Linked DNA regions of Homo sapiens: region 1 is linked to region 2. A link is an interaction called in ENCODE POLR2A ChIA-PET data of the cell type or tissue named here. Cell type or tissue: OCI-LY7. All regions are shown on one strand. Each heading gives the region's core, and the rest is flanking DNA. Links, peaks and the distances in the headings are about the cores only. Region 1 overlaps MYH14 (myosin heavy chain 14). Region 2 overlaps MYH14 (myosin heavy chain 14).

What was found. Peaks named below come from ENCODE experiments on the same cell type or tissue, not always from the same donor. Only the 100,000 strongest peaks of a DNase experiment are listed, where the experiment ranks them.
Region 1: POLR2A ChIA-PET joins it to region 2 with 5 read pairs; 7 of 35 experiments call an interaction of 5 or more read pairs at or near these places.

The regions. Positions count from the first base shown.
Region 1 is chr19:50,264,445-50,268,833 of GRCh38, reverse strand. It overlaps MYH14 (myosin heavy chain 14), which reads right to left. Exons shown (of 43, transcript NM_001145809.2): 23 at 1,826-1,957; 24 at 467-673. Among named protein-coding and RNA genes, the nearest start is that of KCNC3, 63 kb to the left of the region's middle. In OCI-LY7, for the core only: no CTCF peak of the experiment used is centred there; a DNase peak (open chromatin) is centred at 1,733.
Region 2 is chr19:50,208,279-50,212,667 of GRCh38, reverse strand. MYH14 (myosin heavy chain 14) reads right to left here. Exons shown (of 43, transcript NM_001145809.2): 2 at 1,898-2,305. The coding sequence starts at 2,302. Among named protein-coding and RNA genes, the nearest start is that of MYH14, 6.9 kb to the right of the region's middle. In OCI-LY7, for the core only: no CTCF peak of the experiment used is centred there; no DNase peak of the experiment used is centred there.

The sequences.
Region 1 (4,389 bases), core at 74-4,073, 56 kb before region 2:
GAATGCCTGGATCCAGCCATGCCTGAAGCTAAGGACATCACTTGGGCACCTGGATCCAGCCATGCCTGAAGCTGAGGATATCACTTGGATGCCTGGATCCAGCCATGCCTGAAGCTGAGGACATCACTTAGGCGCCTGGATCCAGCCATGCCTGAAGCTGAGGATATCACTTGGATTCCTGCATCCAGCCATGCCTGAAGCTGAGGAAATCACTCAGACACCTGGATCCAGCCAGGCCTGAAGCTGAACATATCACTTGGATGCCTGGATCCATCCATAGGTGAAGCTCACACATTTTAAGGTCTCCCGCGATCTGAATCAAAAATGTATTCTTTTTGCAAATTCACTTAGAACTGAGTTTTCTACAAATTCATGGCCCAAAGACACACGGTTTGTAGAAGCAAAGGTGGATGGTGTAGACAGAGGGGTCTGGAGGGTGGCCTGGTGGGCATGCAAGGGGCCAGACCTGTATGTGCTGCTGCAGCCTCTTCTTCTCGGTTTGCATTTGACGGCTGCACTCCTCCTCCTCGCCCACGCGAGCCTCCAGCTCTGACACCACCAGCTCCAGCTCCTGCTTGCGGGCTGCCAGCCTCCCCCGCGTCTCCTCGGCCTCTGCACACAGTTCTGCCTCTGCTCGCAATTGCTCTGCCAGGCGGGCGCGCTCCTCTTCCAGCTGGGGAGTGTGTGGGAGGTTAGTGGTCAGCAGGCAGTGCTCCCAGGGCAACCTGCACTGGGTGCCTACTGCCTTGTAACTTGCTTTGGCCTTTAAGTTCTCCAGGGCAGGACTGAGGGGCAGGAGGACACGGTGTCCCCACCTCCTCCCCCTCAGGTCCCCATCTCAGGATGAGCCCACATCCCCCTAATCACTAAGTCAGAATCCTGGGGATGCCCTCCCTCACCTCTCACAGCCATCAGTCTGCACCCCTGCTCTCTCTGGCCCCTCCTCTCTGTCCCTACAGCCCCAACAGGCTCAGGTCTTTCCTTCTCTCACCTGTCTCTCTCCAGCCTCCTCCCCAGCCTCCCAGACTCTAGCCTTTCCCCTTCCAGTCCATCCTTCAAATAACCCCCGAGGGGTCTTTCTACTACCTCACATTTCATTTAATACATTTCATACCTAAAATGTAACCACAGGAAATAATGCAGAAAAGGCAAACAGAAAAATGCTCAAGAAGGGGTTTGTTCTAGCATTATTATTATTATTATTATTATTTTTGAGACAGAGTCTCACTCTGCCGACCAGGCTGGAGTGCGGTGGCGCCATCTCGGCTCACTGCAACCTCCACCTCCCAGAGTAGCTGGGATTACAGGCGTGCGCCATCACACCCGGCTAATTTTTGCATTTTTAGTAGAGACGGGGTTTCACCATGTTGGCCAGAGTGGTCTTGAACTCCTGACCTCAGGTGATCTGCCCGCGTCAGCCTCCCAAATGTTCTAGCATTATTTTAAGATAGCTGAAATACTGGAAACAGTTATAAGTTCGCCACCTGCATACCATAGCCCGGCCACAGCTGAGGCCCCTGCCCCCAGATCCTACAGCCCAGCTCCATTCTGGCTCTGCAGGACTCTCCCACCCCACCCCTACCCGGCCCATACCCTGGCTACACCCCCAGGGCCCTGCTCCCTGTACGTCACGACTCAACCAAACTAAACAGCCCCAATCCCCGCCCGGCCTCAGTACACCTTAGCTTTGCTCCCATCCTCCCGACAGCCCTGCCTGGGCACAGGCTGGCTCAGCCGGAAGCCCCGCCCCTCACACCTGGCTCCACCCATGCGACACAGCCCCACCCCGAAGACACGCCCCCACGCCCTGCCCCCGCCCCCTCACCTGTGCCACTCGGCCCTGGAGCTCCCCAACTTCGCGGGCGCTCTGCTGCTGTAGCTCCTGCACTTTCTGCAGCTCCTGGGCCCGTGCCTGCAGCACCTCATCCTGCCGCGTCACCTGCAGCAGTGGCTTCACCTAGGTGGAGGTGAAAGGGGTGGAATGGCTGACTTCAGGCGCCAAGACCTCACACTCTTAGTGGGGTTTGAGTTTCTGGGTTCAAATCCCTTCTCCTCCACCTATTAGCTGTGTGTCCCCGCCTTGGCAACAGTCCCTGGTCACAGGCCTAGAACACTGACAGGTACAGGCAAGCACCACTAAATACACTATTGATCTATCTAATCTCTCTGGCTAAAGGATCCTTCCACATCCAAGAGACACTGTGTACTGTGGCTGCTGCTATTCTGTGGAACAGTCCTTCCTTCCTTCCTTTTTTCCTCCCTTCCTTCCTTCCTTTCGACAGAGTCTTGCTCTCTCGCCCAGGCTGGAGTGCAGTGGTGGGATCTCGGCTCACTGCAACCTCTGCCTCCCAGGTTCAAGCGATTCTCCTGCCTCAGCCTCCCGAGTAGCTGGGATTACAGGCGTATGCCACCACGTCCGGCTAATTTTTGTGCTTTCAGTAGAGAGGGTTTCGCTATGTTGGCCAGGCTGGTCTCCAACTCCCGGCCTCAAGTAATCCACCCACCTCAGCCTCCCAAAGTGTTGGGATATAGGCATGAGCCACCATGCCTGGCCAAAGGCCAGTGTTTCTTAAGCCTGTTAGTCCAAGGTCCTTAGTGAGAGATGAGCTTTACATGGCATGATTCAGGCTGCAGTGACAGAGGTACACACAGAACTGAAACAAAAATTTCACAAAACCTCGTCGCCCTTGCTAAGTGAGATCTGCTCTGATAATTTCTGTTCAATCATATTCTACTCCGTTCTACACAAGTCTACTTGATTCTTTTCCTCTCCACCCAATTCTGTATCCCTTCTATTCTCTCCTTTTCTGCCCCGACTCCTTGCATCTTTCGCAGGTATCATTCACATTTCTCAAATGATGCCAATCAAATCCTACTTGACCCCAACCCCCAACACCTAAGGTAGGCAAACTTTTTCTTCAAGGGCCAGGCAGGAAATATTTGAGATTTTACAGGCCACCCTGGCTGTTTTTTATTTATTATTAATTTTTATTTTTATTTATTTATTTATTTTGAGACAGAGTCTCACTCTGTCACCCAGGCTGGAGTGCAGTGGTGCGATCTTGGCTCACTGCAACCTTCACCTTCCAAGTTCAAGCGATTCACCTGCCTCAGCCTCCTGAGTAGCTGGGATTACAGGTGCCTGACACCACATCCAGCTAATTTTTGTATTTTTAGTAGTGACAGGGTTCCATCATATTGGCCAGGCTGGGCTCAAACCCCTGACCTGAAGTGATCCACCTGCCTCAGCCTCCCAAACTGCTGGGATTACAGGCATACGCCTCCGTGCCTGGCCAGTTTTTAATTTTGATTTATTTTTTCAAGACAGGGTCTCACTCTTGTCACCCAAGCTGTAGTGCAGTGATGCGATCATGGCTTACTGTAGCCTCATACTCCTGGGCTTAAGCAATCCTTCGTCCCAAGTAGCTGGGACTACAGGTGTGCACCACTACACCCAGTTTTTGTTTTTGTTTTTTTTTTTTTTGTAGAGATGAGGGTCTCACTTTGTTGCCCAGGCTGGTCTTGAACTCTTGGGCTCAAGTGATGCTCCTGCCTTGGCCTCCCGAAGTGCTGGGATTACAGGTGTGAGCCCCTAACCTCAGCTTCTGGCTGTTTACCTACTCCACTCAGCTGCTGTAGCTCAGATGCAGCTGCAGACACCATGCTAACGAAAGGGCTTTTGCAAAAACAGCCATCTGGCCCACAGGCCGCAGTGCAGCAACTCTTGTCCCAGACTGTGAGCTCCATGGTGGCAGGACCTTGTCTCTTTTTAATCACCATTTACCCCAGCCTCTATAAAAGTTCTGGGCACATAGTAGGTGCTCAGTTAACACTGACCAAGGGAATGCAGGCTGATCTCTCAGACATCGTATTCAGAATTACATTACTGCCCCCAAAACCTCCATCCTTCTCATTCCTTTCCAATTTCCCCCTGGGGGAACACCTAGTCCCTGAGCTCCATGGTGCATGGCGACCTGGCTTGGCACCCTCTGCTTTGGGTAGGCATGTGATGCCAGCCTGGCTCATCTGATCCCTACTAACTGGCTCTGGGATGGTCACATGACTCCAGCTGGGCCAATGAGCATGAAACCTGGGAATCTGGCTGGAGCTCTATGATAAGAGAGACCAGGCTGGCCAAGGTTGTTAGGGGCAAGACTCCATCTGCTGGTGGCCCCTGTGTGGAAAGCCTCTGTTGGTGATCATCACGGAGGAAAGCCAAGCGGGAGACGCAGAACACTGCATACTGACGTCACTGTTTGGACCCTTGTGCAGTAAAGGGTTAACTCAGCAGACCTGGGTTGTCCAAACCCCACACATTCCTAAGAAAAGTCTGGCCCTTGATGGGCTCCTGGGAGGTTACCTCTAAGTCCTTAGAATGTCCCATCTGAT
Region 2 (4,389 bases), core at 105-4,104:
AAATATTCTAATCTTCCGCTTTGTGAACCTCAGAGGGGTGGATGTTGGAGCAAAGCTGTGAGACCCCACCAGTCTAAGCTAGAGTTTGGAGCATGACTCTGGAACCAGCTGCCTGGGTTCAAATCCTGGCGTGATTCCTTCATGGCTGTGGGTCACTTAACATCCTGAACATCAGGTGATATCAGCAGTCCCTGGCCCAGAGGGAAGCTGATAACTCACACGCCACACTTAGAACAGTGCTTGGCACATCACGAGTGCTCGATTAAATATTTGCTAGCCTCCTCTTATTATTATTTTTCATTATGATTGTCCATATTCCTTGTCAATCTCTCTAATCCTGTTTGCTCTTTTGTTCAATGAAATTAATAACCCCTTGGCTGCCCATTAGAACCTCCTTGGAAGCTTATTAAAAATACCAATGTTCATGTCACAGCCCCAGAGAGCTCGACTGAAAGTTCTGGGGTGGGGCTCCGTCACTGGTATTTTCTAAGAATTCCCCAAATGATTCTACCATAGAGGTGGGGTTAAGAACCACTGCTCTACCCCATCCGTTTGCTGTAAAGAGTTTTAAAAATGCAACGAACCTCCAATGCTTAGCACAGACGTGGGAAGACTACCATAGTCAACCTAAGTATCATCAATCTCTTCTCAATGGGTTTTTGTATTGTTTCGTTTTGTTTGAGACAGGGTCTTGATTTGTTACCCAGGCTGGAGTACAGTAGCGCCATCACAGCTCACTGCAGCCTCCACCTTCAGGGCTCAGGTGATTCTCCCACCTCAGCCTCCCAAGTAACTGGGACTACAAGAGTGTGCCACCATGCCCAGCTAATTTATTGTATTTTTTTTTTTTTTGCAGGGATGGGGTTTTGCCATGCCCAGGATGGTCCCGAACTCCTGGGCTCAAGCAATCCACCCACCTCAGCCTCTCAAAGTACTGAGATTACAGGCATGAACCACCATTCCCAGCCCCATCTCAATCTTAAGAGGCACCACAGCAAAGTGAGAAGACAGACTACCTGGCTCTGTCAGGTCTAATTGTGTGACCTTGAACTCTCTGTGCCTCAGTTTTCTTACCTGTAAAATGAGGATCAGATGCTTTATAATTCTGAAAATGTACAGAGGCAATGTATTTTAGAAAGCTTGGAAGAATGGTTGGTAAATGTTTAATAAATGTTCATTTTTATTGTTATTAACTCTCTCTGGGCCTCATTTGCCTCTTAGGTAAAATGGTAATAATAATAGACTCTATCTTTCCTATGGTGAGATTGAATGAATTAATAGATAGGCATTTAGCACAGAGCCTAGCATAAGGTTTTTGCTTTTTGTCTTTTTTTGAGACAGGGTCTTGTGCTGTCACCCAGGCTGGAGTGCAGTGGTATCATCATAGCTCACTGCAGCCTTGACCTCCCGGGCTCAAGTGATCCTCCTGCCTCAGTCTTCCTAGAAGGTGAGACTAAAGGCACGGGCCACCACCACACCTGGCTAATTTATCTTTTTTTAAGAGATAGGGTCTCGTTTTGTTGCCCAGGCTGGTCTTGAACCTCAAGCAACACATTTCTATACTCAGTGATTCACATTAATGATTGTCACACATCTGTTTCCGTTCCTTAAAACTCGGGATGAGCTATATCTGAGAAATTGGAACGTTTTATACTTTAGGAAAATAATACAGTTTATCTACCATATGTATCATGCAATGTCCCCAGTAGGTTCCGAGGCTGTCCTAGTAATCCAACAATTCATAATTTGGCAACCATGTAAGTGTAGGAACAGTCACGGGACATGGGATACAGATGATAAACAGCCTCAAGTTAATGCAGGGGAGCCGGGTGGTGGACCTGGTTCCCCAACCGGCAGCAACTCCGCCGCACGCGCCCCCCAGCAGGAGCCCACTCACGTAGATGAGGCCGGAGTAGTACCGCTCCCGGAGGTTGTGCAGGACCGAGGCCTCGTTGAGGCAGGTCAGCTCGGCCATGTCCTCGGCCTTGCTGAACTTGGGCGGGTTCATGCGCTGGATCTGGTCCCGCGGCAGTCGCAGCCGCCTCCCGCTCTCCGCCAGCTCCACCTCCGCCTCCTCCTCGCCTTCGTCCCGCAGCGCCGCCGCCTCGAACCCGTGAAGCTCCGAAGGCACCCACACGAGACGCCGGGCCGTCCACTCCACCTGCGGGGAGGTGCCCGAGCCAGGCCCGCCACCCGCGCTGGGCCCGCGGGGCGTGAACAGGAACGGCTGGGCCGCCTCGGGCACTGGGCCCGGCCTGGGGGGCGCCTTCCGCCCGGGCACCGACATGGTCACGGCTGCCATGGTCTGCAGGGGCAAAGAAAGAGGGTGGGGGTCAGATGGGGCTCCGTCCCCCGGGCCTCCCTTCCCTACCCCAAATTCCCCAGGCAGCCACCTCTGCCTTCCTTTACCAGACCTCTTGCCATACTTCTGCAAAGTGGGTTAACAGACCCAGCTTACTCATTTCATTCATTCACCTCTCTAGGCACTCATTCATTCTTTAATAAGCTAGGCTGTGAACCAGGCTCAGAGGGTCAGTTCTTTTTTTTTTTTTTTTTTTTTTTTTTTTTTTTGAGACGGAGTCTCGCTTGTTGCCCAGGCTGGAGTGCAATGGCGTGATCTCAGCTCACTGCAACCTCGGCATCCAGGGTTCAAGTGATTCTCCTGCCTCAGCCTCCCAAGTAGCTGGGATTACAGGCGTCTGCCACCACGCCCAGCTAATTTTTGTATTTTTAGTAGAGACAGGGTTTCACCATGTTGGCCAGGCTGGTCTCGAACTCCTGACCTCAGGTGATCTGCCTGCCTCGGCCTCCCAAAGTGCTGGGATTATAGGCATGAGCTACCACACCCGGCCCCGGCTAATTATTTTCTTTTTTTTTTTTTTTTGAGATGGAGTCTCACTGTGTCGCCCAGGCTGGAGTGCAGTGGCACGATCTCGGCTCACTGCAAGCTCCGCCTCCTGGGTTCACGCCATTCTCCTGCCTCAGCCTCCTGAGTAGCTGGGACTACAGGCGCCTGCCACCATACCCGGCTATTGTTTTCTATTTTTAGTAGAGACAGCGTTTCACTGTGTTATCCAGGTTGGTCTCGATCCCCTGACCTGGTGATCTGCCCGCCTCGGCCTCCCAAAGTGCTGGGATTACAGGTGTGAGCCACCGCGCCTGGCCAATTATTTTCAATTTTTGTAGAAATTAGGGTCTCACTATGTTGTCCAGGCAGGTCTTGAACTCCTGACCTCAGGTGATCCACCCTCTTCAGCCTCCCAAAGTGCTGGGATTGCAGGCGTGAGCCACCACTCCTGGCCAGGCTCAGTTCTGGGCACTGACAATGGAGCAACAGACAAGCTGGAAGAAGACGCCTGCCTCCAAAAGTTTACTTTCTAGCCCCGGGCTGTCCACTGCAGAAGCCACCACCACCTGTGCACTACCGGGTACTTGCAATGTGGCATGTGTCACTGAGGAAACACATTTTCAATTTCATTCATTTAAATTCAATCTATTTTATTTTATTTTGAGATGAGGTTTCACTCCGTTGCTCAGGCTGGAGTGCAGTGGTACAACCACGGCTCACCACATCCTTGACTTCCCAGCCTCAGGTGATTCATGTCTGAAATTTATTAATTAAAAAATAAATGTATTAACAGGCATGCCACCATGCCTACTAATTTTTAAATTTGTTTTGTAGAGACAGGGTCTTCTATGTTGCCCAGACTGGTCTCAAACTCCTGGGCTCAAGCGATCCTCCTGCCTTGGCTCCCCAAAGTACTGGGATTACAGGTGTGAGCCACCGAGCCCCATCTTAAAATTTAAATATAAATATCCCCATCTGGAGTTCTAAGTGTAAGATACACACCAGATTTCCAAGACTTAGTACAACAAAAAGATAGTTTGCTGAGATTTTAAATATTTGATGACATGCTGAAATGATAATATTTTCAATCTACTGGGTTAAATAAAATATATCATTAAATTAATGTTACCCGTTCCTTTTTTACTTTTATCATTAAATGTGGCTACTAGAAAATGTTACATTACACATCTGGCCTGTATTATATTGCTATTTGACAGAGCTGCTGTAATCCCAGGAGACAGATAAAAAGATTAAAAATGTAAATTAGATAGTATGGTTTTTGTTTTTTAAAAATTCTCTCTCTCTTTTTTATTTTTTTACAGAAACCAAATATGGTATGTTTGGTGGGTTTGTTGGGTTTTTTTGTTTGTTTGTTTGTTTGTTTGTTTGTTTGTTTTTGTTTTTTGAGACAGAGTCTTGCTCTGTCACCCAGGCTGGAGTGCAGTGGCTTGATCTTGGCTCACTGCAACCTCTGCCTCCCGGTTTCAAGAGATTCTCCTGCCTCAGCCTCCCAAGTAGCTGGGATTACAGGCGCATGCCTC